Regions from separate parts of the Homo sapiens genome. Here regions 1 and 2 are each linked to region 3. The links are chromatin loops, found by intact Hi-C in ENCODE. Cell type or tissue: dorsolateral prefrontal cortex. All regions are shown on one strand.

Region 1 (8,000 bases), 630 kb before region 3:
CTTTACAAAATAAAAACAAAAGCCCCAACACCACTGGATTCCAATTTATTCATGTTTCCTTTTTTTTTTTTTTTCCTCTCTTTTAAAGTCTGGTTCAGCCCCAATCACTTGGCTGATGGGGGGGAACACGGGGGCACGTTGGCTGGTGGACATGGGCATGCTTCAGAGAAAAGTGTCTGAAACGAAGACAGGAATCTGAGAGGCGGCTGCCCAGGCAGATGACTTCTGAGAACAGAGGGTGTGTGTAGCAATCCTGCTGGCTGGAGTGGCATCCGGTGGTGTGAAGAATCAGGGGGTCTCTTCTGGAGAGTTGTGAGAGGGACAGAGTCTGTGCTCTTCTCTGGCCTTTTTGTTTGTTGTGTTTTTGCTCAGGAAAAAGCCAAGGCAACAGGAAGAGCTGAAGTCTCTTTGTGCCCATAGCACAGGGATTGGGGACTCCAGCCCTGGGCTCTCCCTGGGGACGAACCCTCCTCCTCTCTGGGCTGCTCAGAAACCAAAGCAAACTTGGCAAGAAAAGAGAGGGGAGGGAAGGAGAGAGAAGGTCAGGAAGGCACGGGGCCAGCAGAGCCTTCCTTTTCAGGACCTGCTGCAAATTCAAGAACCAGGAGAACATGTGACAACTCTAACTCACAGAGCCCTTCAAACCTCAGAGGCCTCCACCTCCCTGCACTGAGCCCTTTTGTCAAAAATGGGGAGCCAAATACTCCCACTTCATCCCCAGAGGGAGGAGGAAGGGGTTGAGGGGGTTCTCACACAGCAAAGGGGACCATCACTAGCAATGCCAAGGCCCTGAGGAACCCTCAACTCAAAAAACAAACAGATAAACCCTAGAAACCGGTGTTTTGTCTGTTGTCAGGAATCAGGATGAGGGGAGACTGTTGCCAGGTGTTAAGAGGTGGCCCCCATCTCTTCGATGTTGGCCCTGAGAGCCCCAAGACACTGCACAGCCTTGGAGGGGGCACTGGAGATGGGGGTAAACATTAAATAGCGCCCCCAGGAGTCCAGACATGAACAGCGGCCTGCAGGGAAGGTAGGGTAGCATTCTGAGTTCGCAGAGCTACCTGTGGGCTTTGCTGAAGCTCGGAAGCTCCCCTGATGACCTGATCTCTGTCTAGTCTGGCCATATTTCTCACCTATGCTAATATGCTAATATAGAGCTGGATGTGATAAAACTAAGTCCAGAAAGATAAACTGTTTCCCCATGGACTTGGGGAGTACAAAGCTTCTACCATCTCTGTGATTCTCTGGGGGGATAGGTGTGTATGTGTTTAGAGGTGGAGGGCGGAAACCTCAGTTACCAGCCCCTTCCATAGCCAGGTGACACTGAGCTACAGAGGGCTGACCTGTCAAGGTCACAGGACAGGTCAGGGAAGAAATGGCCCGGGCCTTCCAGAGCCTGGTTCCTGACTGGTTCCAGGAGGCCTCCCTGCCAACAGAGCATTTCTTTCTATGTGGCAGGTGGGTAGTTCTCAAAAAGACCCCGGGGCCACTGGAGACTGGAAAATGAGCCCTCAGAGGAGTGTTGGCAGAGACTTTGCCATAGGGGGTGGGGCTTAACCAAGGTGCATGCCCAGCCCCTACCTCCTCCTGCTGTGGCTGGCTGGGCACCAGGCCAACCACCCCCTGACCCCTCATGACTCACCCAGCTCCTAAGTGCCCCTGGGCACCCAGTTCTTTGTGGCATGGGCCGGTGCAAGTTTCTATATGAGAGCCAGAGAGACAGGGAGGGAGGCCCGGGCTCCTGGCCTTTTGGGAAAAGATGCCCGTCTCAGACCAGCAAAAGGAGGCAGCTGCTTTAGGAGCCCGGGAAAATGCCATCACTGATAGTATTATTATTATTTTCCCATTTTCCCTTTGTGTTTTTAAAATGAAAAGTTCAGATCCATGGGGTAGGGTAGAGTGGGCCTGGAGGGAGAAGGACTGGAGGGCTGGTGGGCTGGAGCCGACAGGGACCAGCCTAGTTGTTGGCTTCGGACATGGAGGCCACGTGGTTGAGGCCGGCGAGCCCAGGGAGGCCGGCCAGGCCGGCGGCCCAAGGGTCGGGCAGCGGGAAGTAGGGCCGCGCCGCCGCCACGTTCTCGGCCAGCGCGAAGGCCAGGAGGCCCCCCGCGTTCCTCTCAGCCTCCAGCTGCGCGCGCCCGAACAGCTTCATCTGTGTCTCCTCGAACTGCCGCTCCAGCTCTTGCAGGCTCAGGGCGCCCTTGGGCGCTGCCAGGAAGTGCTTGGCGGGGCTGGGGCCCGGGAGGCACACAGCTGCGCCGCCCAGGTGGCCGCCCACCTCGCCCAGCGCAGGGGGCATCACGAAGGCCGCCTTGTCGGGGGCCGGGCCGCCGGGCCCGAAGAGCAGGCTGGCGGCCCTCCACGCAGCAGGCTTGCGGCCGCGTCGGGGCCGTGCCATGCGGCAGCTCTGGCGCTTGATGTGGCGGTGCAGGTGGTCAGAGCGCGTGAAGCTCTTGTAGCAGAACTCGCACTGGTAGGGCCGCACGCCCGTGTGGATGCGCATGTGGTTCTTGAGGTCGTAGTTGTGCACGAACTTGGCGTTGCAGTGGATGCACAGGTAGGGCCGCTCCCCTGTGTGCTTCCGCATGTGGATTTTCAGCTTGTCCTGCCTGCAATGCAGAGACTGGGGGTCAGTCCCGCAGGGAACACCAGGAGCCATTCCTAACCTTTTGCTCCCCCTTTCTCCAGAACCAGCCGAGGCTCCCTACTGCCATGGAGTCAAACCCCAGAAATAGGTCTCATGCTAGATCTACCCTCAACTGCTGCCCCACCTTAGACAGGTATGGTTACTCACCTGGATTAAAGGGATGCGGAAAAAGCAGTGTCCTGAAAGCCCCACTCCCCCAAACTCCTTTTATACCCGAGCTCAGAGTCATGAAACTCCCACTCTATTAGGGGTTTATCTCACATACTGGGAAGATACTTCGCCAGAAGTCAGCATTTCTGACCTTAGTCCTCGGATAGTGCAGCGACTTCTGCTGATACTGGACTGCACTTTAATCTCATACCCACTCTCTCCAGGCAACCTTATGCTTTCCCTCCAGTTCATCTATATGCTTTGGCCCAAAGTCCCTGGTCCCATCCCAGCCCCCGGGCTATTGAGATCTGTCTGTGTTTGGCACTAATCTGGGAGGCTATAGAAGCTTGGGCACACCTTGTTCAAACCTCCTGCATGGTGGTTTCTTATCCTAAGCCTTGGGCTCTCCTCTTTGTCTGTAGACAATTTCAGGGTTTACAAAAGAGCCAGGTGCGAAAAGAATGCAGCCTAATCTAGGGCAAAACTTTGCAGGGTTTAAGTGGTATTATTCACAGGTAAGGTATGGTGTAGGGTGGGGGCGCCTGCACCTATTGGGGGTCTGGGAGCCTCTGCGCCAGCTGCAGACCCACCACCAACTTGCTGGTGACTTCAGGCAAGTTACTTAACCTCACTGCCCAGAGCTGAACCTGGTGCCAGACATCAATTCTCATTGTCCAGGGCTCATGGAAAGAACCTGGGTCTGTGTGAGCTAGATTCCACACACCTCCTGGTGGTCTTGACAGGAAAACTGATATCAGGGGGTTGTTTTCATAAACACTGAGCATTGGGTAAACCAGCTTAAGGTGGCTGAGGTATAGGCAGCTGGGCTGCAAGAATTCCTCTTGGGATAATTCGCAGCCTTCCCCAGTGGGGCCATAGGGGCCAGGAAGCTCTGTGTCTAGTCTCCTACTTCCTCCCTGCAGGTGTGGCTTGGGTGGAGCATCTGCCTATAATTTCAGGCTCTGCTTTGAGGTTAGAACAGATGTGGAGTCCAGGTGTCCTCCCTAAGATGGCCAGATTTAAACCCTGTTTAACGTAATCCTAGGACAGCAGGTGCAGGTCCTAGGCTCCTGGTGTCTCCTGGCCACTAGAGGTCTCACCAGCTCTCATTTTCAAAATGGTTCTCCAGGGGCAGAGCAGGAGAGAAAAGGACATTCCCATGAATACTGGCAGGCACTGTGAGAGGAGGATCAGAGAGGACAGATCCAGTCCTCCCACCTGTGCTCACAGGAAGGCTGGAGAGCCCCTGGGAGTGAGGAGAAGGGAAGTGGGGTCACCCTCTTCCCCTCCACATCCCACTGCTCCTGCCTTTTTTCAAACCCACCAGCCACCCCTAGGCTACATAGTACTCTGCTGTGATATCCCACCCCCTACCAGCATGCTGTGGTCTCTGTAACCCAGATTTCACCTAGATGATTGGATTTTTGAGGAGGAAGGGACTTCAGAGACCATTTAGGCCAGTGGGTCTCAAACTTAAGGATGCATTCGAACCATAATCAGGACTCAATAAAACAGTGCTGGGCCCTACTCCCAGAGAGTCTGATCAGTAGGTCTGGGATAGGGGAGAGGGACAAAGGATTTGCATTTCTAACCAGTTGCCACATGCTGGTGGTGGTGGTGGTCCGTGGACCCCACACTGAGAACCACCGGTCTAGGCAAAGCCTCCACTATGTAGGTGGGCAAACAGACCCAGCTGGGGAACTTGCCAAACTCACCCAGAGGGTCATGGCAGGCCCGGGAGTCAAGGCCTCTTTTCTCACCACAGCACTGTGACTGTGAAAATGGAAGTGTCGGGTGCCTGTACCCCTGGAGTGATGCAACTTCCCAGTCCTGAGGGATATGTCTTGGGCCTCCACAAATTCACCCAGGCTCTGATGGAAACACTGATGCTAGGTGGTCGGCTGGGCTCCCTCACCAGGCCTGGCAGAGGGCTCAGCTCAGAATCAGCTAAGCAGGGCTTTAAATGCATCATCTCATTACTCCTCACCACAACCTATGAGGTAGGTTTTTTTATTTTTATTTTTATTTTTTTGAGACAGAGTCTCACTCTGTTGCCCAGGCTGGAGTACAGTGGCATGATCTCGGCTCACTGTAACCTCCGCTTCCCAGGTTCAAGTGATTCTCCTGCCTCAGCCTCTCGAGTAGCTGGGATTACAGGCATGCACCACCACGCCCGGCTAATTTTTGTATTTTTTTAAGTAGAAACGGGCCTTCACCATGTTGGTCAGGCTGGTCTTGAACTCCTGACCTTGTGATCTGCCCACCTCGGCCTCCCAAAGTGTTAGGATTACAGGCGTGAGCCACTGTGCCCGGACAAGGTAGGTTTTTTTTTTTTTTTTTTTTTTTTTTTTTTGAGACGGAGTCTCGCTCTGTCACCCAGGCTGGAGTGCAGTGGTGCGATCTTGGCTCACTGCAAGCTCCGCATCCCGGGTTCACACAATTCTCCTGCCTCAGCCTCCTGAGTAGCTGGGACTACAGGTGCCCACCACTACGCCTGGCTAATTTTTTTTGTATTTTTAATAGAGACAGGGTTTCACCATATTAGCCAGGATGGTCTCGATCTCCTGACCTCGTGATCTGCCCACCCCAGCCTCCCAAAGCGCTGGGATTACAGGTGTGAGCCACCGCCCCTGGCCAGGTAGGTTTTTTTTAAGTCACTATTACACATAATTAGTAGCACTGACCCTTAGGGTCACTCTCAAACAATGGACAATATAAGTGGTAAATCTTCAAATGCCTCCCAAACTTCTCATTAGTGTATCTAAAAGAAGTCCCATTTTTGTGGCAATTGGTCCAAGGATGTAAGAAGTGCTGAGAAGGTGCCTACGATATCCTTTTATTGAACATCTGCTATGGGCAGGTAAATACATGACTTCATTGACCCTGGGAATTCATTATTCAGAGGCATATGGTATAGAGGTAGGGCCCCTCCAGGAGTCTGGGAGTCCCTGTTGTAGCTTCAGACCCACCACCAACTTGCTGGGTGGCTTTAGGCAAGTTATTTAACCTCTCTGTGCAGAGCTAAACCTAGGACCAGACATCACTTCCCATTGTCCAGGGCAGATGGAGAGAATCTGGGTTTGCGTGAGCTAGATTCAACACACTTGGTGTAATTTCCTCACTTGGACACAGGCAGAAAGGAGGCTCAAAGAAGTTAAGAGCTTCCCAAAGGTATACAGCTGGTGGGGGCAAAGGAACCTGGGGGGCTACCTGGCTGTGGTTTGTTTGTAAGCTATTCTGGGGATGAGAAAGGATGGATTTTCACAGCAGGGATTCCCAACCTGAGGCCTAAGAGGACTGCTGCAGAAAGGGCAGACCAGAACAATCAAGAGAGGGCACCGGTAGCCAGCTTTCTGCCTCTGTGGCCAGAAGACTGGGGTATGCCAATGGGAGGAACTCAGCCCTAGGCAGGAGCTTTCCCTAATGGAGACATTTGTGGGAATGGGGGCAAGGGGTGGGAAGAGTAGGCAAAGCTCATGATAAGCCAGTGCTGGAAAAAACTTCAGAGGATCATCTAGTTTACCAGGCATACTTTACCACATTCTGATTCATGGTCTGAGTCAGTGGGCCCAGTAAGTGACACTATTAGCAGTACACTTCTCAGGACCTTGAAAACACTGATCTAATTACTTCCAAGATAAGGAAAGAAAGGACCAAAGAGGGAATGGTGTTCTAGGGCCACACAGCCTCCTTCTTTACACTGACCTTTCCTGTGGATACTGTGACGTGCATTGGAGCTGGAGGTGGTGCCGGGCACACTCCAAGAACTAGATCAGTTCCCTTCCCTGGTCTGGGCCTTAGTTTCCTGATCTCTAAAATGCGGGTTGGGCTGCATCCTTGGGGCCTCTAGTGCTCCATGAGTGTATGCATCTGGGTAATGGGCTTCTGCCAAATCTCCTTCTGGAGTCTGTTTGGCTGGCTGGCTTCCTTGCTGCTTCACATATTCAATCTGCCTGTGGAAGCAGCGTGAGTTTAGCTGGAATATGTTCTAGCTGGAATCTCAAGAGCTGAGCTCTTAGTTACTTCTCTGTAGGAATGGAGGTCTGGCAGTTCCACTTAAAACTTCCCAAGGCCCCCTTGTCCAATGGCCTGTGTGCTCACTTACCCCTTAGCATGGCTTTCTGGGCTCTTCACAAGCTCACTGCCATCTCCTCTGCCAGCTTCCTGCCTGCCCCCCATGGTACGCTGCCCCACACTCTGGGCAACTCTGCATCTTTGAACACCTGCAGGTATGAACTGGACTGCCGGTCCCCCAGTGCACAGCCCACCACATTACAGGGTGGATGCCCTGTAAACCCTGGCTCCTTCCCCGTGTGTGCATGTCTTGTGCTTGGACACTGATGCTCTATCCTTAGGGCCCTCCCAGAAGGCCAAGCCCAGAGCCAGGGTGCCCCTTCCTCCCAGCCCTCTTCCTCCCAGCCCTCCTCCTCCCAGCACTCCTCCCTGCACGTGGCATGGAGTTCTGGTACCTGCTTTGATGAGAACCTGTGGGATGCTCTTTCGTACTCTGCACAACACACAACACTGAATGTAGATAGAGAGGAGGCTCACTGCGCGTTTGGTGACTGACTAGTGGTGCCAATTTCAGAACTCTCCGACTACAAATCCAACATGCTCCCCTCTGGCCCTGGTCCCCTTGTCTGCCATCTCGTTCCATCTCTCTGCATCAGGGACAGCCAAGGACATATGCACCCAAGCCTCGGTCTACATGCCTCCTTTCAGCCTGGAGAGCTCATCGTCGGGAAAGTCATGTGAGTCCTCATGAGCTCATTCCCAGAATCAAAGAAAAGGGCTGTGGGGCCTTGGCCTGAGGTCTGTGGCCTCCAGAAAGGCTCCCAATCAGGATAATGCTTTCCCAGCAGCCTCTACCTGGACTTCTTGTAACCCGATGGTTTGAGACACACTCTTCCTGCTACCACTGCTAATGCCATTACATTATCTTAATAGGGTTCCCAGAGCTGCCAGGAGTGGGAGGACTACAAAGAAAATAGAGGGAAGACAAAAGCCAGGCTGCTGGCTTATCTGGAGAGCAGGCAGCTGTGGGGGCACAAAGGTGGTCAGCATTCGGCTGGCACTGGAGGAGGCAGGTGGAGACTAAAAGGCACAGCCTTCGGGGTTCAGCGGAACTGGAAAGCGTGCCTTGTCAGAGAGTGACTGCGGTGCAGAGGTCGTCCATCCCCACCCAGGACGGTGTGCTCTATGG
Region 2 (8,000 bases), 120 kb before region 3:
ACGCATTTAATAATTTGCTGTTGGTGAATGGATAGCAGCTGTGATACATCCAGTTTCTACCAGAATCATATGTGCATATAATAAATGTATATGGTATGCCTGTTCATGTAACACTTACCTGTGTTTGTATGGCTGTGTTCATTGAGTCTTTATTGAATTCAAGGAGCAAAGAACTTATACATGCCTGCATGGATTTCTCAGAATTCATGCATGTGAAGGCTGTCAGACAGCCTGGAGGGTTATTAAGTTTAGCCAACTAATCAATTAATTAACCATTCACTCAATATGTACTGGGCACCTACATGTTTGTGTATCTAGAAGTGCATACAAAGAAAACTTAACAAATGTTAATTAAGTCCAGCAAATGTTTATGAAGCACCAGCCTCACTTAGGCCAGATACTCTGCTTCTCTACAAAGATAGTAGAGCAGAGATAGTTAAGTTGCAATGCAATAACACAGCCTACAGGAGGGAACAAATCATAAATATTTTAGAGCAGTCACCCTGGAACTTAGTTTCACATATGTTGGTTTCAAGGGGCCCAAGATGCCAGTTCTTATTCTAGAGCAAATGCAGAAGGAAGCGATGGGGAAAAAACACCTTGATAGCCTTGTTACCCTGAACTTCAGGCTGTTTGCAACCTCCCGGGAGGGCCCAGAGGTATGTTCTTCTGTGGAAGTTAGGCAGCTGATGGAAATTACCCTGAAGCCAACCAACAGGTTTCTGGCGACACGGAGCTAAGGAGATGTTCTCCGTGGTCCCGCCCCAGCTCAGATGTGCTGTGACTCAGGGACAGGCTGTGGCTTTGGTCAAGGTCTCACTCAGGCCCTGCCTGGGTGTAGGAGTTTCTGCCTTACAGGTCTGTGTAGGTGTGTTAATACAAGTCTGCTTTTTATCTAATCCCAAACTCACCGTCTGGTCCCAGATATTGTCCTCTAATTTCATTTCTGTTTTGGGCTCCATTGCCCTTGTTTTAAGGTTATGTTGTTTGCAGCTCAGGTCATGAAGGAGGAGGCAGGAGATGGGTGGTTAGGTTGGAGAGAGAATCCTGAGCCCAGATAGAGAACAGGAGGTACAAACATGCAGGCAAATTGCAGTTTCTGAGAATTCTCCACACGTGGTGGCATTTCTGCATAACTTACCTGATAACACAGCCCCATTTGATGTCCTTGGCTTGGCAGGGGGAGGGGGCGTCTACCTCTGGGCCTCACTGCTGACTCACCGGCACCCTGAGCTCAGCTGCTTCCTTTCAGGTTTGGGTTTTCTTTTGCCCCTGCCTCCCGCTGTGTGCGGTTTAATTTAGAACCTTGCTATAATGGTGGCCTTCTCCCTGTGTTAGCACCGTGCTCTCAGCATGCCTCTGACTTTGGAATTAAGGCCAGAGCTGTGGTTCACAACGGGGTGAGAACAGACACATCCTTGGATCTCCGGCACCCAGAGCTGGGGAGGACTTTGAAGATGATCTGATCTTCACGTGAAGACCTGAAGCCTAGGGAAGTGGAATGACTTGCCTAAGGTCATGGTGAGCCCTTAGCAGAGTGGGTAAAAAATCCTGGAATTTGAGATTTCATCCAATCTTCTTTCTATGTACCGTAATGCTTTCTGGAAAAAAGTTAGGTTCTTCCCAAAGAGTGAGAACTCTTTATCTTCTTCTCTCCTGTCTTCTGGTTCTGGGAAGGGCTCTGAAATTCATTTGACTTCTCTTTCCTTCACAACTGGCCCTTCCTGCCTTATCTTCATCTTTGGCATTCATGAGCAAATGAAGGTCTGTATTTGGGAAATATAGGGTGTCTTGGTGTCCTACAGTGCTCTTAAGCTTGGTCTGTGGCTTTCTGGCCCTGAGGCAGGGTCCTCAGGAACCTTTTGGAAGTGTTTGCAAAGCTGGGATGCGTGTGTACTTTTCTAGGAAGAGAATCTACAGATTTCATTTGATTCTCAACTGACTCAAGTAAGGACAAAACTACTGGTAGGGAGAAGGACAGAAAGGTTGGATAGTGGTTGGTTGACACTGGGGCTACTTTAATACGCTGCACTTGATTTGGCTTTACAGTTTGCAAACTATTTCACACAAATTATCCCATCTGCCTTTTATAATAGGTGGTTATCGTTATCAGCCTGTGAGGCAGTTGTTGTTATACCCATTTTGCAGAGCAGGAAGCTGAGCCTTCATGGTTAGTGGCATGCCCAAGTCACGAGTAAGCAGTAGAGCAGGGATATGAACCCTGACTTCAGACTTCAGGTCCAGTGCTCAGGGCTGAGGTGGCTTGCTGTCTGACATCATTATGATGAACAGAAAGCCTTGAACTTCCCAGAGCTTCTTAATGCCTACTGTTCACTCATATTCGGCCACAGAGCCAGACCCAAATGCTCACTTACCCAAGGGGTAGGGGAGATAAAGTATGGGAGGCAGTTACCATAGCAACGATCTGTAGAGTGGAGCCAGTTTGGGATGGTTTCATGGATGAGGTGAATTTGGGAGTAGGCCTGGGTAATGGTGGAGGAGGTTTTAGGCTGGGGCAATGGCCCAAAAATGGTTAGGGGGCAACTAGGTGCTTGGGGTGGGTAGAACAGACCTAAGAGGTTTACTTGATCATCCTGCAGTCGGTGCGAGCTTCACAGTAGTTGTCGGGCTGCTTTTCTATGCCTGTCTTTGTGCTAGGCCCTGGGGCTATGACAGTGAACAGGTACAGCCCCCTGCCTTCAAGCAGCCAGCTTTCTAGTGGGAGAGACAGATGCATAAACAGTTCCATTCAACGTCATGTGGGAAGTCTAGGTAGAGAGAAGCCCAAGGCCCTTACAGCGGCACAGACAAGGGGCAGCCACCTGCTCCGGCCTCAGATGTCAGGGAGGGCTTCCTAAAGGAGACGGCTCAGGAGCTGAATCTTAATGGATGAAAAGGAACTGGCCAGGAAAGGAGATGGGAGACGGGCATTCAGGGAGAAGGCATGGCGTGCGCAGGGTGTGGAGGCATGAGGCTGCCTGGGTGTAGGAAGGAACCGCAAGCAGTGAGGTCAAATGCAAAGGCGGAGATGCAGACAGCGCTCAGAGTGGAGGAGCTTTGTAAGCCTGGTTTCAGACCTTGGCTTTTAGCCTGCAGGTAAGGCATAGAGGAAGGACTTTAATCAGAGAGGTGTACAGCCTTGCTTGGATCGGAAGGGAACAGGACTGGGAGCCAGGCGGCCATGGGACTGGTGAGGCAGTAACAGGCTCTCCACGGCATCCAGGTCATAGGGGGTGAGACCTGGAACAAGGGCCATGCATCTAAGGATGGACCAAAGGTCATACATTAAAATTAGTTGGGAGTAAAGTCCGCAGTGATTACTTAGACTTGGGGGATAAGGGAATCATCTCAGTGGCTCCCAGGTTTGTGGCCTCACTGACTAGATGGACGGCAGCTCTTAACTCAGGTGCGAACTTCTGGTTGCTGGAGCAGGGTCTGCTGGGGTTGGGGTGGGAGGGAAGATCATGGTGAGTTCAGTGCTCCGGTATTGAATTGGAATTGCTGGTAGGATAGTGGGGTGGTGCTGCCCTACAGACAATGCACTGTGCAAGCTAGAGGCTGCAGAAGTGTGTGCCCAAGCTGAGCCCTGGGAGCGGGGAAGCATTGGCCACTGAGCGTAACCACGGTGAGGGCTGCTGTAGACAATGAGAGCAGACCTCTTCCTCCCATTGTCAGATAATCCTTTGTCATGCCGGCCGCTGTCGTCAGGGAAGCCAGGCGGGGATGCTGTGTCATGCTGGAGGCCCAGCTGGCAGAATCCAGCGACAGCCAAGAGCGTGTTTCAGCTGGAAGCATTAGAGTGAGTTAGGGGAGAGGCATTTCGCTTTTTAACATCCACAGTGAGCAGAGCCCTGTCCCAGCCCCTTGGAGTGTACAGAGTGGGGAAGCCCTGGAACCTGCTTCCAGGAGCAGGTAGTTTTGTTGGGGAGAGAAGATATGAACATATGAAGCCACTAAAAAGCTGTAACAACCCCAGGGAAGAGTGGAATGCAACTTAAATAGAGTGTTGCAGATCCCTCTCTTCCTGCCATACTTCATTTTTATAGAGCTGATGTGTTTTAGGCAAACGTCCAGTCTTTGCATGTTTGAATTCTCAGAACCGACAATAGTGCCTGGCACATTGTAAGTGTGTGTTCAGTCTATGTTTGTGGATCTGCAGGGATGTACCCAGAGTTAGTCGTCTGGGGTGGGAGGTCAGTCAGGGAAGGTTTCCATAAGCACGTCCAAAAGGGGCATCCCAAGACTGATTTAGAATACTTTTAGTACCACAGTGGAGTAAAAATCTTGAAAACCTTCCAATGACAGAGCACCTAGAAAGGCTGTGTAAGCTGTAGCTAGCGTCCTTTCAAAGAAGAGCTAAGCTCATGGAATGTAAGGGAAATCCCCAGGGATCTCAGGCAGTGTGGACGGTGAGCTCCAGCTGAGGCTCGTCTAGGCCTGGGGGTTGGGAGAGGTGTTGAGGGGTGCTTCCTGGCCTCAAAGCCCAAGGGTTTGAGTCGTGACTGCATCTCCTCCGAGACTAGAGATGATACCAGGAATCAAGAGCCCTGCCTAAAACAGGACCTGGTAAAAGTTTGCATGCTGGGAGAAAGGATGGACTAGACAGCAGCCCGTCCGCATGGGGGATGGAAAGTGGGTGTGCTGCTTTTTGTCTTGACCTGGATGTGAGGTGGAGAAAAATCTTCCCTAGAAATGTGAGACCTCAGGCCTGTTAGAGCTTTGAATGTCCACTACACATGTGGTCCAGGAGGCCCTCAAGAGAGAAATTAGCATGTAAAGACTTGGGGGCCAGTGTCTTCCTGACTGTGAGCTCTAGGGCATCAGGGGCCTGGGGAGAGTCTGGGGCTCTTTGCCCTTTGCTGACTTAAATCTCCACCTTGGGAGATGCTTTGCGATCAGGGCAGGGTAAGTGAGGGAGGAGAGAGAAGAGAAAGGGCAGAGGTGCCCCTCGGTAGGAACCTTTTAAAAGGGCCTTGGAGACAGCTGCACAACTCGGGGAGGCATGTGCAGGATGGCAGAGAAGGACAGTTCCATCCAAGCCTTCATCTCTTAGGAAAAAACTTCAGATGAGCCCCGTCTAGGAAGCCCAGAACATTCTCCCTACTGCATACTCAGGTCAGGTTCTTACAGATAAGGTTTCTTTCCAGGGTCCCCTTAAGGGTGCCCTGTGCAGATTGCAGTTGCTACTGGTCCTCTAGACTGGGCACTACATTGTCTTCCCATGCTCAGAGTCTTTAGTTCCTACAGTTTCAAACTCAGGAGACATCTTAGAGGTCATCTGGTCAACCCTCCACCTGGTGTGGGAATCCTGACTGCAGCAGCGCTTGGTTCCAATGTGCTTGCTGCTTGTGGCCGGGAGTTTATTGCCTTGGAGGCAGCGCCTTCCCTTATGTTATAGCTGGAAAGGCCTTGTACTGAGCTCTGGCCACCCTCCTCGCTGGCCATTTTCACCCATGGCCCCTGCAGCTGTTGTGAGAGATGGTTTCTAGACCTTTCACCATCCTGCTTGCTTCTGCTGGAAGGGCCTCCATTTGTCAAGCTGAGATTCTGTGAGAATCCAGCCAACTTCTGTCCTAACTTACTTCACACAGAGGCAGCTTTTGAAGATAGATGTGAGGGTAGCTGAGCCGGCTGCATAGGCGCAGTCTGTGATGGGGGAGTTCTGAGAAGCTTTGGCTCGGTGCTTTTCGGATGATCATGAGAGAGGCAGCAGCACCTGCTGCAAGTTCCTTCCTCCGACGCCCAGAATACATTTCAGCTTATAAGTAAGTAACTTGGGAATCCCATGCAGGGAGCTGTGTGGAATTTATTGAGTGCAGGGAGTTTATTGAGTGCCTGTTAAATGCCAGGCACAATGCTGGGCGCTCTCTGTGTGCCTCGCTAAATGAAAGTAACCTCTCTGAGGGAGACAGAGAGGCAGAGATATGGTAATGCCTAACTGTAGTTATGACAATTGAGCCCTGAAGGGATTCAGAAAGAATGTGTGTGGTTCCATCCAGAGTGGGTGGAGCTGACACATTCCCCATGCTGTTCCCTTATAGGGCCTTCCCCTGGGGTAGGCAGTATCATGATCTCACCAGTAGCTGGGAACACACAGGCCTGTCCCACACTCTTGGGGCATTTGCTGAGATACTTACACGTTTGAACCATGAGATCAAGAAAGTGACCTGCTAGAGAATTCACATCTTGGCATGTCACCAAACAGGCTGGTGTTTACAAGCAAAGTATTTTTTACAGCATGCGGTTTATCTGTCTCCGGTATCTACCTACAGTACCCTGGGCACTCTCAGGAAGCAAAATGTCTTTCTGTTCCTCCATCTCCTTGATGCTTGGCATCTGTGTGGGTCACATATTCAGCAGATTGGGTAATAAAGAGCATGCGTTGCCTTTGCAGCAAGGTTGCATCAGATGGCTGGACGTGCCTGGATGTGCTCTGCCACTGGCATGAAGGACCCTGTGCAGACAAGGCCAATAGTGAAGGTCAGGGATTCCGAGAAAGCACCCAGTTTCTCCTCTTCTCCCTCTAAAAATGGTTTCTTCTGCCCACATTCTATTGATTTGCCTTAATCCTTTTAGCTGTTAACCTTTGCCTCAGTTTAGTGGACACACATGGTATCTGCAGTGGGTCTGGCTCTAGGAGTGAGGTGAGATGAATTGAGGTAAGCCTGGCAGGGTCCCTGCTGCCCATCTGCCCATCTTGCTGGGGAAGACAGAATAGCCTTGCGCTAGTGTAAGGTGGTAAGTATGGGGTCAGGAGAATGAAAAGGGTGCCAAGGCAGCCAGAAGTCGGATGACTGTGAATTTTTTTTTTTTCCAATGGATAATCATGCTGGGACACAGATATAAACTGAGGTTGTCCTGGGTAGGTGAGGGCTTATGGACACATGGGCCAGGGAGGGCGTATGCATGTGGGTCATACCTGACACTATTATCAGACACTGTTATCAGTCATTTATACTGCAGGGTGCACATAGGGGTGATGGGGGAGGTGCTCGTGCACAAGAGGAATTGGCAGCTGTTTCCTTCCTTTGCTTAGAGGACGTAGGGGAAAGCATTATCTGTGGGGACTGAACTCAGAATTCAGATGGGGCTCAGTTTACAGCCACAGGGTTCTATCTTATATCTCACCATGATCTCAGTTTGGGGATTGGGGTGGAAGTATGGACAGATGAAAACCATCGGGCTTGTGGGATGTTATTGGCTACAGGTAAAAGAACAGTGTACTAACGATGGCTTTAAAAACAAGGTGTTTCAACTCAGCCAGAAGTCTAAAGGTAGGAGCTCTAGGGTTGGTTCATTCAGGGAGTCAGCGATCATTTCAAGGACTCTGTCTAACCTAGGCTGCCATCTTCAGCACATTGGCCTTTGTTCTCAGGCCAGTCCCCTTATGGTCATAGCATGGCTGCCACTGCTCCGGGCATCATGTTCTCACATAACTGCGTCCAAAGGCAGGCAGGAAGGTTAGATTCTCCTTGTCTGTCTTAATTTGTCAGGAAGGGAAGCCTTTCCCAGAATTCCCCTGCTGAAGATTCTATCAAGGCTCCTTGAAGAGAAACGGGTCAGTACCCATGCCTCCGCTCCAGTGGAGGAGGAGAAAGCAAGTCCCTGGTGCTTTCGCCTCATCTAGAGCAAGAGGCAAGCTGTGTTTGCAAGGAAGTGGGGAAGGGAGCAATGGTTGGCTAAGCAAAGAGGAACATTTACTTCACCAAGTTTCAAGATGTTTTTATTTATTGGGGGGGAGTTAGTGAATTAGCTTTACTTTTTTTTATATCTCAATATTGTTGAGGTTTTTGTTTGTTTGTTTGTTTTTTTAAAATCTCACCCCCTAGTTCTGGCAACCACCAACCTGGTTTATATCACTATAGGTTTGCCATTTCTGGTAATTATTACTTCTTAAGCCACAGGTAATGCTGGTGCATAGGATCCCAGGTGTTCCATGGATGCCTTTTTTGTGGTCCCAGGACATGGGTTCTGTGGTCTGTTCTCCCAGCAGCTCCTCC
Region 3 (8,000 bases):
TTCTGTTTTTCACCCCCAACATGGAGATGGCAGCAGCTGATCACAGGGCTGTTCTGCAGATGCACGGAAGGGTGGGCTTCCTCTGTAAAGAATAAACACATACATGCAGGCACAGCTTCTGCCCTGGCTCTTTCCCTCCCATCAGCTGGGAGCACATTTCCCTGACCCCAAGAATCTGGAAGTCCAGAGATTGGTGGGTCCCCCGCCAGGGATACTGCTTTGGAAATGCCCAAGTTTGCCCTGCCCAGTCACCTCCCTTAGCCCAAGGGTAGTGCCCCCTCCTCCAGGCAGAGAGGTTCCACCAGCTCTCTGCACAGGGGCATTGGCCCCCTCACAGCTGCTGCCAGTGACTGTTACTGTGACCTGTCCTCGCTCCCTGCCAGTTGAGGAGTAGTAGCCAAGATGCCAACCTGCAGGCCAGGAGGGAGATTTATGTGCCCATCTGCACTGCCCTTCAACTGCCTTCAAGGTGAATCACCATCTTCCTGGAAGATGCTTTGCACTTCTAGGTTTGGCCATGACCTTCTCTACATAGTTGCTCTCTCTTTCTATCTCTCCATCCATGTTTCTTACTCTCTAAGGGCCTTACGGGCCTCGGATCCTAGGACGGTAAATCATTCTTGACATCCTAATCTTGATTCAGTCTTTCAGCCACAGAGGCAGTAGGGTCGTGCTTCCTCCTGTTACAAAGTGGCATCTCCTCAATCAGTTGGCAGGAATCCAAGCTGGCCCTCCTGTGTGCCTGGCTTGGCCACTGTGGGGGCACAAAGAGAAAGAGGCAGTCCAGTGGAAAAGATTACAGTCTACTTGGGGAAGGTCTAACATTCATGTAAGAGAGCAGTGACCAAGAGGTGATCCACTGAAGCTGAATTTATAGGCGCCAGAGAACATTGGGTATTTAACAGATCAGGGATTAGGGAAGACACGTGTGGAGGAGAGGCTTCAGGTCACTGGGCTGAAGGAGGAAAATGAACTGCATGCTGAGTGAGGTCTGCAATAGATGCTTTGGAAGCAAGAGTTTTGTTTGCATGTATGATTTTTTTTTATCTTTGCTTTCTATGTTATTTTTGGCTGCTATCCCCAATGATAATTACATTCGAGGCCCAGGAGGGGGGTGTGAACAAGCCGGTCAACATCTCGGGAGGCAGGGGCTGTCCCCTTGGGGGTTGTGTGATAGAAGGTGAGTCTCTCTAGCTGACCTGGAGTTTCAGAGTTGCACTTGGAGCAAGCAGGGCCCCAGGAGTTGGAATGGGGAGGATGTGAGGCAACTCGAAGAAAAGGGAGAGAGGACGATCCTAGAACATTAGGGGCCACCTGCTTGGAGGACTGGCAACCATGCTGTAATTGATTAGTGATATCTGCCGCTGGCAGGAGAGGGGATGGTAGCAGCACGCATGCCAGTCAGAAGGAGCCCATCTACAGGGCATGGTATTTCATTCTGGGATCTCTTTATTTAAATATGAAGAATCTGAAGTCCAGACTGGTGAAGTGACTTTGCCGAGGTCACACAGTTTATTGACGCAAAAAGAAAACGCATGTTTAAAGAAGATGGTGAAAATCTCTTGCAGTATATGTCAGGAGCACTGAGCTTCCAGCTCTGGGGGACCCAGGGGGTCCCTGCCATCAAGGGCCCGCTATCTCCTGTGGGAGAGAGGTCACTACAGGAAATAGAAGTGAGAACTGCAAGAGGCCGGCTCTGCTACTGTAAGTCACCCACACAGATAGCAAGTTCAGGGCAGAGCGAGGTGACTGCAGTTTGGGAGGCCAGAGGTGCTTCCTGGCTGAGCCAATCTTTGACAGATGGGGCACATTCGGAGAGGGCAAGAGGGGAGCAAGGCCCAGTTGACAGGCCATGGTCAGGAGCAAAGGGGATTACGGGGATGGGACAGGAAAGGCATGGGGAGAAGCACCCAGGGCCATGGCGGCCCTGAATAAATGTGGCTGATCTGCTAGAAAGGATTGTGCAAGCTCTCAGGGCAGCCTGGAATGAGGAAGTTTCAAGTTACTTAGACCTGCAGGCTGTTGGTGCCCAGAGAGAGGGACCAGTGTTCATGTTATCAATGAGACCCAGGAAGGCTGAGGGACTTGCCCAGAGTCAGACAGCCCAGGTGGTTCTCCCCAGACAGTCCTCTTGTCCCTTCGACTCCATAAGCCCTCCACCTCTCCTCCAGGCTCTCATTACCTCCTGCCTCCTGTCTGTGGCGGCTGGAGTGCCTGGCCCCTTCTGCTTGGAGGCTGGACTGTCCAGCCTTCCCGGTTTTTGTGCCCTCTCCTTCTAGTTAATCAAAGCTGCTCGCTCTCTCTGTCTCTCTCTGGAAGAGAGATTGGTTTCCTCTTCCAGTTACTATCTGAGTTCTTTCACTATACATTCGTTAGTTTGCCTGTTCCTGAACATAATTGGTTCTCTTTTGCATCTGGGTTCTTTTGTTCCCTGTATGCTTGTGATATTTATTCATATTGCTGCATGTTATTTTACTTTGTTTGTGCTCACTGCGGTGTGATACTCCAATATGTGAACATACCACGGTTTATTTATCGAATCAGCTGATGACAGGCATGTGGGTGGTCTCCAGTTTGGAGCTGTAATGGCGGATGCTGCTGTATACGCTTTCTGTACATGTCTTTTGGTGAGCATCGGGCACATTTCTGTGTGTTTATACCTGGGAGTGAATTTCTGGGTCATACGGCGTGCACACGTTCAGCTCAGGTGGATGTGGAAGTATTGTTTTAAAGAGTGTGACGATGGAAACCAGATTGCAGGGGTAAGAAGGGCTGGAGGGCATCAGGTGCGGTCAGGGGTTGGAGAATTTGCCAGGGAGCTCACCAGCCAGAGAGCAGAGAAACCAAATCATAGAAGCTGCATTGAGTAAAGAGGTTTCTGTCTCTGGGGTGGGTCACATAGGGAACACTGGAGGATCGGCTCGACTCAGAGAAATCCAGTTGCTGGTGTAGCCTTGGTCGGTGGGGGCTTCTGGGGAGTAGGACTGAACTGTGAAGGAAGGCAGCCTCCATGGGCTCCCCAGTGGGCCTGGCTCTGCAGAGCCCCTCCCTGGGGAGAAGCCTCAGCCATCAGGCTGGCAGTGGTGATGGTGGCTCTGGGTGGTACAGAGCCCTTGCTGGGTGTGGAGGCTTTGAGGAGAGAGCCATGGGCCTGGGGCAGCAGGGGCCTGGACCCTTCTGTATACATCTATAAAACCTCAGTGAAACGAGGGCCTATGCCTGGGGGGAGGCCAGGAGACCCCCAGGCAGTCCCCTGACTCTGACTGGGTGCACCAGCCACCATACTCACTTGGGGGCTCACTCCAGCCCCCCAGCCCCTCAGGCCCTGGCCCCGTGTTCTCAGCATCCTGGCCGAGCAATTAATGTCAGCCCTTTCACCCCCATCTCTTCCAGAATGGCAGCAAAGACAACTCTCTGGACATGCTGGGCACGGACATCTGGGCGGCCAACACCTTCGATTCCTTCAGGTAACCTCCTCCTCCCTCCTTCCCTGTGGTGTGAGGTCCAGCCGGGGAAACTGGCTTCCTTGGGGACGGAATGAACGCTGATGGTTCATGAGCAAGAGGCAGAGAGAAGCAGAGTAGGGGATGTAGGAAGGATGGGGTGGAAAGAAGGCCGGAGAGAGGAGGCGGTGAGTGTCAACGGGAGACAGTGGAGGCATGGGGAGGGCCCCCGGGATGGGGCTGCAGAGGCTGGGCCCCGCTTCCCACTAGCCTGCCTCATCTACCTCAGGGTGGCCGGGTCGTCACTTTGAGCTGCTTGTCAGAGGCTGGAGACTGGCATTTGGCCCCTTGCTCTCCCTGGCCTTCCTCAAATGTGGGCACGAAAACAAACTCAGGTGTTGCAGAGGCCGCTGTGCAATGGGCATCAGGCCCACACTTGTTTCATAAGCATGCACTTTCCCACGGCAGGGTGAGGAAGGTGAGGGGTGGCACCTGGGGCTCCATTCTGAGTGGGGCTCCCCGCCTGGCCCCTGGCGGCTCCTTTCTGCGGATCTGCTCTGCCAGGTTCAGCCTGGCCCCCTGGTTCCGTCAGTAACTGGGCTGTTGCCCTCTTGCCTCCGTTTCTCACCCTCCCTCGCCCTCTAGTGGTGCCACCTGGGACCTGCAGCCGGAAAAGCTGGACTTCACCCAGTTCCACCGCAAAGTCCGACACACGCCCAAGCAGCCCCTGCCACACATCGACCGCGAAGGGTAAGGGGTGCTGGGGCTCTTACCCAGGGTGGGGTGGGGCAGGGGACGGGAGTGGCCTTTGCCTCCACAGGGAGGCTGCTCTGCTGCACAGGGGACTCAGGTGGCTGATGCCCCGGGATGCTCTTCTTATGCGTCCCAGAGCTGCAGGCTCACTGGCTTCTCCTGGAATCCCTCCATTTCCCTCTGCCCAGCCCCCTCTAGCCATGCCATCCCCACCTGCTCCTGATGACCCACAGTGGCCCTGCTTGTCAGTAATCCACGCCAGCGCAGCAGAATCACCTGGGCGGTGGCACAGAGGACAGGCCCACCCCAGAGTCTGTGATTCCGTAGGTGTGGACTGAGGCTGTGTGTTTCTTTCTTTTTTTTTTTTTTTTGAGACGGAGTCTCGCTCTGTCGCCCAGGCCGGACTGCGGACTGCAGTGGCGCAATCTCGGCTCACTGCAAGCTCCGCTTCCCGGGTTCACGCCATTCTCCTGCCTCAGCCTCCCGAGTAGCTGGGACTACAGGCGCCCGCCACCGCGCCCGGCTAATTTTTTGTATTTTTAGTAGAGACGGGGTTTCACCTTGTTAGCCAGGATGGTCTCGATCTCCTGACCTCATGATCCACCCGCCTCGGCCTCCCAAAGTGCTGGGATTACAGGCATGAGCCACCGCGCCCGGCCTGAGGCTGTGTGTTTCTAACAAGTTCCCCAGCGGGTGCTGATGCTGGTCCAGGGACCACACTTGGGGAGCAGCTGGTGTCATGCCTGATTTTACACTGGCTTTTCTCACCCTCTATGACTTTGTGTGGCAGGGTTGCCTTCCCTTTTCAAAAGTGGTGTCACAGCCTGGGCAGACCTCAGGACGGGAATGTGACTCCAGCGAGACACAGAGGTGTGGGACAAATGGCTGCTCCTTCTTTTATAGTTTTATATAATTTTTAATGAGGCAGAATTCCCATACCATAAAATTAACCATTATAAAGTGTTCAGTCCACTGGCATTTAGTATGCTAGACCTGTTGTGCAACTACCATGTCTATCTAGTTCTGAAACATTCTCATCATCCCAATATAAAACCCCATACCCACTAGGCAATCATTCCCCATCCCATCACCACCCCCAGTCCCTGGCAACCACCAATCTGCTTTCTGTTTCTATTAATTAATCTATTTTGCATACTTACAGAAACAGTCATATGTGACCTCTTGGGCCTGGCTTCTTTCCCTTGGCATAATGTTTTTGAGGTTCATTCATTATAGCATGTAGCAGAACTTTATTCCTTTTCATGGCTGAATACTAGTCCATTGTATGGATATACCACAATTTGTTTACCCATGCATCTATCAATCCTTACTTGAGTCATCTCCACCTTTTGGCTATTGTCAAAAATACTGCTGTATCTTTTTGAGTCCTTGCTTGTAATTACTTGGGTGTATACCTGGGGTGGAATTGCTGGGTTGTATGGTAATTCTGTTGAACTCTTTGAGGAGCTGTCAAACTGTGTTCCATAGCAGCTGAATATTCTGCATTCATACCAGCAATGTATGAGATTCCAATTTCTCCACATCCCCACCAGCACTTGTGTTTTTTTTTCTTTCTTGGTTTTTGTTTGTTTGTGTTTTATTATGATACTGATGACCCTTACTTTTCCTTCCAGCCCTCCCCTGCTCACTCTTGTCTCCCTTTCACTTCAGGTCTAAGTATTAGTGACTTTACTGGACACTATCCTACATCTCACATGTCTTCCTGCTGCTATATTTGTCCCACTCAACCTCTCCTCTTGGCAACATTGGTCCCATCATAGTGTAATGAGCAACAACCCGTGGAAAGAAATGGGCTCATTCCTACTTTAGAGATGAGGAAAATAACACTCAGAGAAGCAAAGTAACTTGCCTGAATAACAGAGCCATCATTTAAGGCCAGGCCTTCTGACACCATCCAACCCCTAGTTCACCACATCAGGGTATTCTTAACCTCCTTAAAATTTTCTGCAAATTTGTATGTGTGCATGCACACGTGTGTGTTGCTGGGGAGAGGCCCATCACTTGCATCCGACTCTCCCAGGAGACACCAGCCTCTCACACGCCTCTTTTTCATTGCCCTCCCTGTTGTGGGTTCCATTTCTCTTTGGGTGAAGAGGGAGAGATGGCTTTGCGCATGGAGGCACTGGTTAAGATGGAGCATAGGAGAGACACAGCTGCAAGGCTCCCGACCCTACCTTACCCCATCCACCCTGCTCACTGCCTGCTCAGCCCACTCATTCAGTTGCAGGGAGGCCATGCTCCTTCCAGACTGCTGAGCTGCACAGGGCTGGGCCTCCACACTTCTGTGCTTAGGAAGGATGGCCTTACCTACCTTTCTCAGTGGGTCAGCTTCAGGAAGGGGTTGTGAGCAAAGGTGATGCTTGCCCAGTGTCCTGTTGCAACAGTGTAGCGGAGCTTGGGTATGCCACAGGAATAGGAGCAGGATTTTGCTTTTCTCAAGTTCAGTGTAGCCAGTCTGTCACTAGACCTGCTGGGTCCCTGCATGGTGCTGGGTACCAGGAAAGTAGACACACACACACACACACACACACACACACACACGAGTATACAATACAGTCCCTGCCCAGAAGGACTGTTTATTCTACTGGGAAAAGGAAATATGAACCTATTCATGATGGAGACTGTGTAGGGGAAGAAAGACTAGACTATGCGGTGTAGACATACAGACTAGACTATGCAGTGTAGACATATAGACACCATAAAGACATATATAGACAGGTATAAAGTGTGATGCCTGGTGCAGGGTTAAATAAAGTCAATGCAAAAGGGGTTAGAAAGGAGAGCACTTTACAGGTTGAACCATCTGGGAAAGGCTTCAGGAGGGAGACTTCCCTGGGCAGCTCCAGTCTCTCCTGTGTGCCCCGGGAGCACATAGCTGGTGACGTCAGTGGGGACACTGAGGCCTGGGGAGATCGAAGCGATGGTGCTGCCTTATTGACTACAGGTGCCCAATGGGGCCTGCATGTTGAAGGCAAGCTTGCCAAAGTGTCTCACCAGTCCCCAGAGATGAACTAACTTCCTAGCAAAAAAGCGATGAATAACTATGAAGGAGAGGAATTCCCCTTATGCCGAGGGACTTTGTCCCTTCTGAAGCCAGAGTAACCAGCCACACCTGTGTCACCAGCTGTGGGCCTAAATTCCTCGGCCAGTCTCACTTTCTCACCAGGAGCCTCCAGATTTGCTGAGAGTCACCTGGGGTCTCCCATGGATATCTGGCTCACTAGCCAAAGCCTGTCACTCCCAGGTTCCCAGGGAGTCTGAGTGCAGTGTCTGTGGCCACCTCATGGCCAGACCAGGAACTGTGACCCCCTTAGAGTCCTGCTGTAGTGGGGACACACTCCATGCGCCAGCCACTGCAGCCTTCCTGGGATGCAGGTACCACTCAGTTGCCAAGGCTCCCTGCAGCCTGTGTTTCCATGGAGGGACAGAAATCAGAGAAGGCTGTTGCCTTGGAAACCCTGTTGGCAGCAGTGACTCAGCTGGTCTGTAGCCACCTTCAGCCCTCCAAACCTGCAGGCCTCTGGGGAGATCTGAGCCCTGACGAGGGCAGGCCTCGTGGGACAGCAGCCCTCCCTGCAGGCCTCCACCTGCCCACCCCCAGGGGCGCTGAGGCGAGAACAGAAAGCTGTGTTTGGAGTGTGCTAGGCTGGTGCCCAGCGTGTGCTTGGAGCTCAGTGCATGCGAGAGAGTCCTGAGGTGTGTTTTACCCACAGGAGACACTGGGGAGGTGGTATCAGCCATTCTAGTCAAGCCAAGTCCCCAGTGCCCTCCTCCCCTATGGCC

What was found. Peaks named below come from ENCODE experiments on the same cell type or tissue, not always from the same donor. Only the 100,000 strongest peaks of a DNase experiment are listed, where the experiment ranks them.
Region 1: a loop joins it to region 3, with 3 times the contacts of the local background. A loop is called at or near these places in 7 of 110 quality-filtered maps.
Region 2: a loop joins it to region 3, with 4 times the contacts of the local background. A loop is called at or near these places in 49 of 110 quality-filtered maps.

What each region holds. Positions count from the first base shown.
Region 1 is chr18:48,027,303-48,035,302 of GRCh38, forward strand. ZBTB7C (zinc finger and BTB domain containing 7C) reads right to left here. Exons shown (of 5, transcript NM_001318841.2): 5 at 1-2,609. The coding sequence ends at 1,958. Among named protein-coding and RNA genes, the nearest start is that of SMAD2, 100 kb to the left of the region's middle. In dorsolateral prefrontal cortex, CTCF peaks have their summits at 3,887 (motif pointing right) and 4,086; DNase peaks (open chromatin) are centred at 201 and 3,893; H3K27ac peaks cover 1,155 bases.
Region 2 is chr18:48,542,186-48,550,185 of GRCh38, forward strand. All of the region lies in intron 1 of CTIF (cap binding complex dependent translation initiation factor), which reads left to right. Among named protein-coding and RNA genes, the nearest start is that of CTIF, 7.2 kb to the left of the region's middle. RefSeq lists enhancers at 366-1,142, 1,143-1,917, 2,436-3,001, 7,709-8,000. In dorsolateral prefrontal cortex, CTCF peaks have their summits at 3,653 and 3,852; DNase peaks (open chromatin) are centred at 3,716 and 5,646; H3K4me3 peaks cover 855 bases; H3K27ac peaks cover 3,394 bases.
Region 3 is chr18:48,660,359-48,668,358 of GRCh38, forward strand. It overlaps CTIF (cap binding complex dependent translation initiation factor), which reads left to right. Exons shown (of 12, transcript NM_014772.3): 4 at 3,394-3,467; 5 at 4,089-4,193. Among named protein-coding and RNA genes, the nearest start is that of MIR4743, 6.2 kb to the right of the region's middle. In dorsolateral prefrontal cortex, CTCF peaks have their summits at 4,092 (motif pointing left), 4,291, 7,506 and 7,709; DNase peaks (open chromatin) are centred at 3,863, 4,103 and 7,633; H3K4me3 peaks cover 1,340 bases; H3K27ac peaks cover 3,363 bases.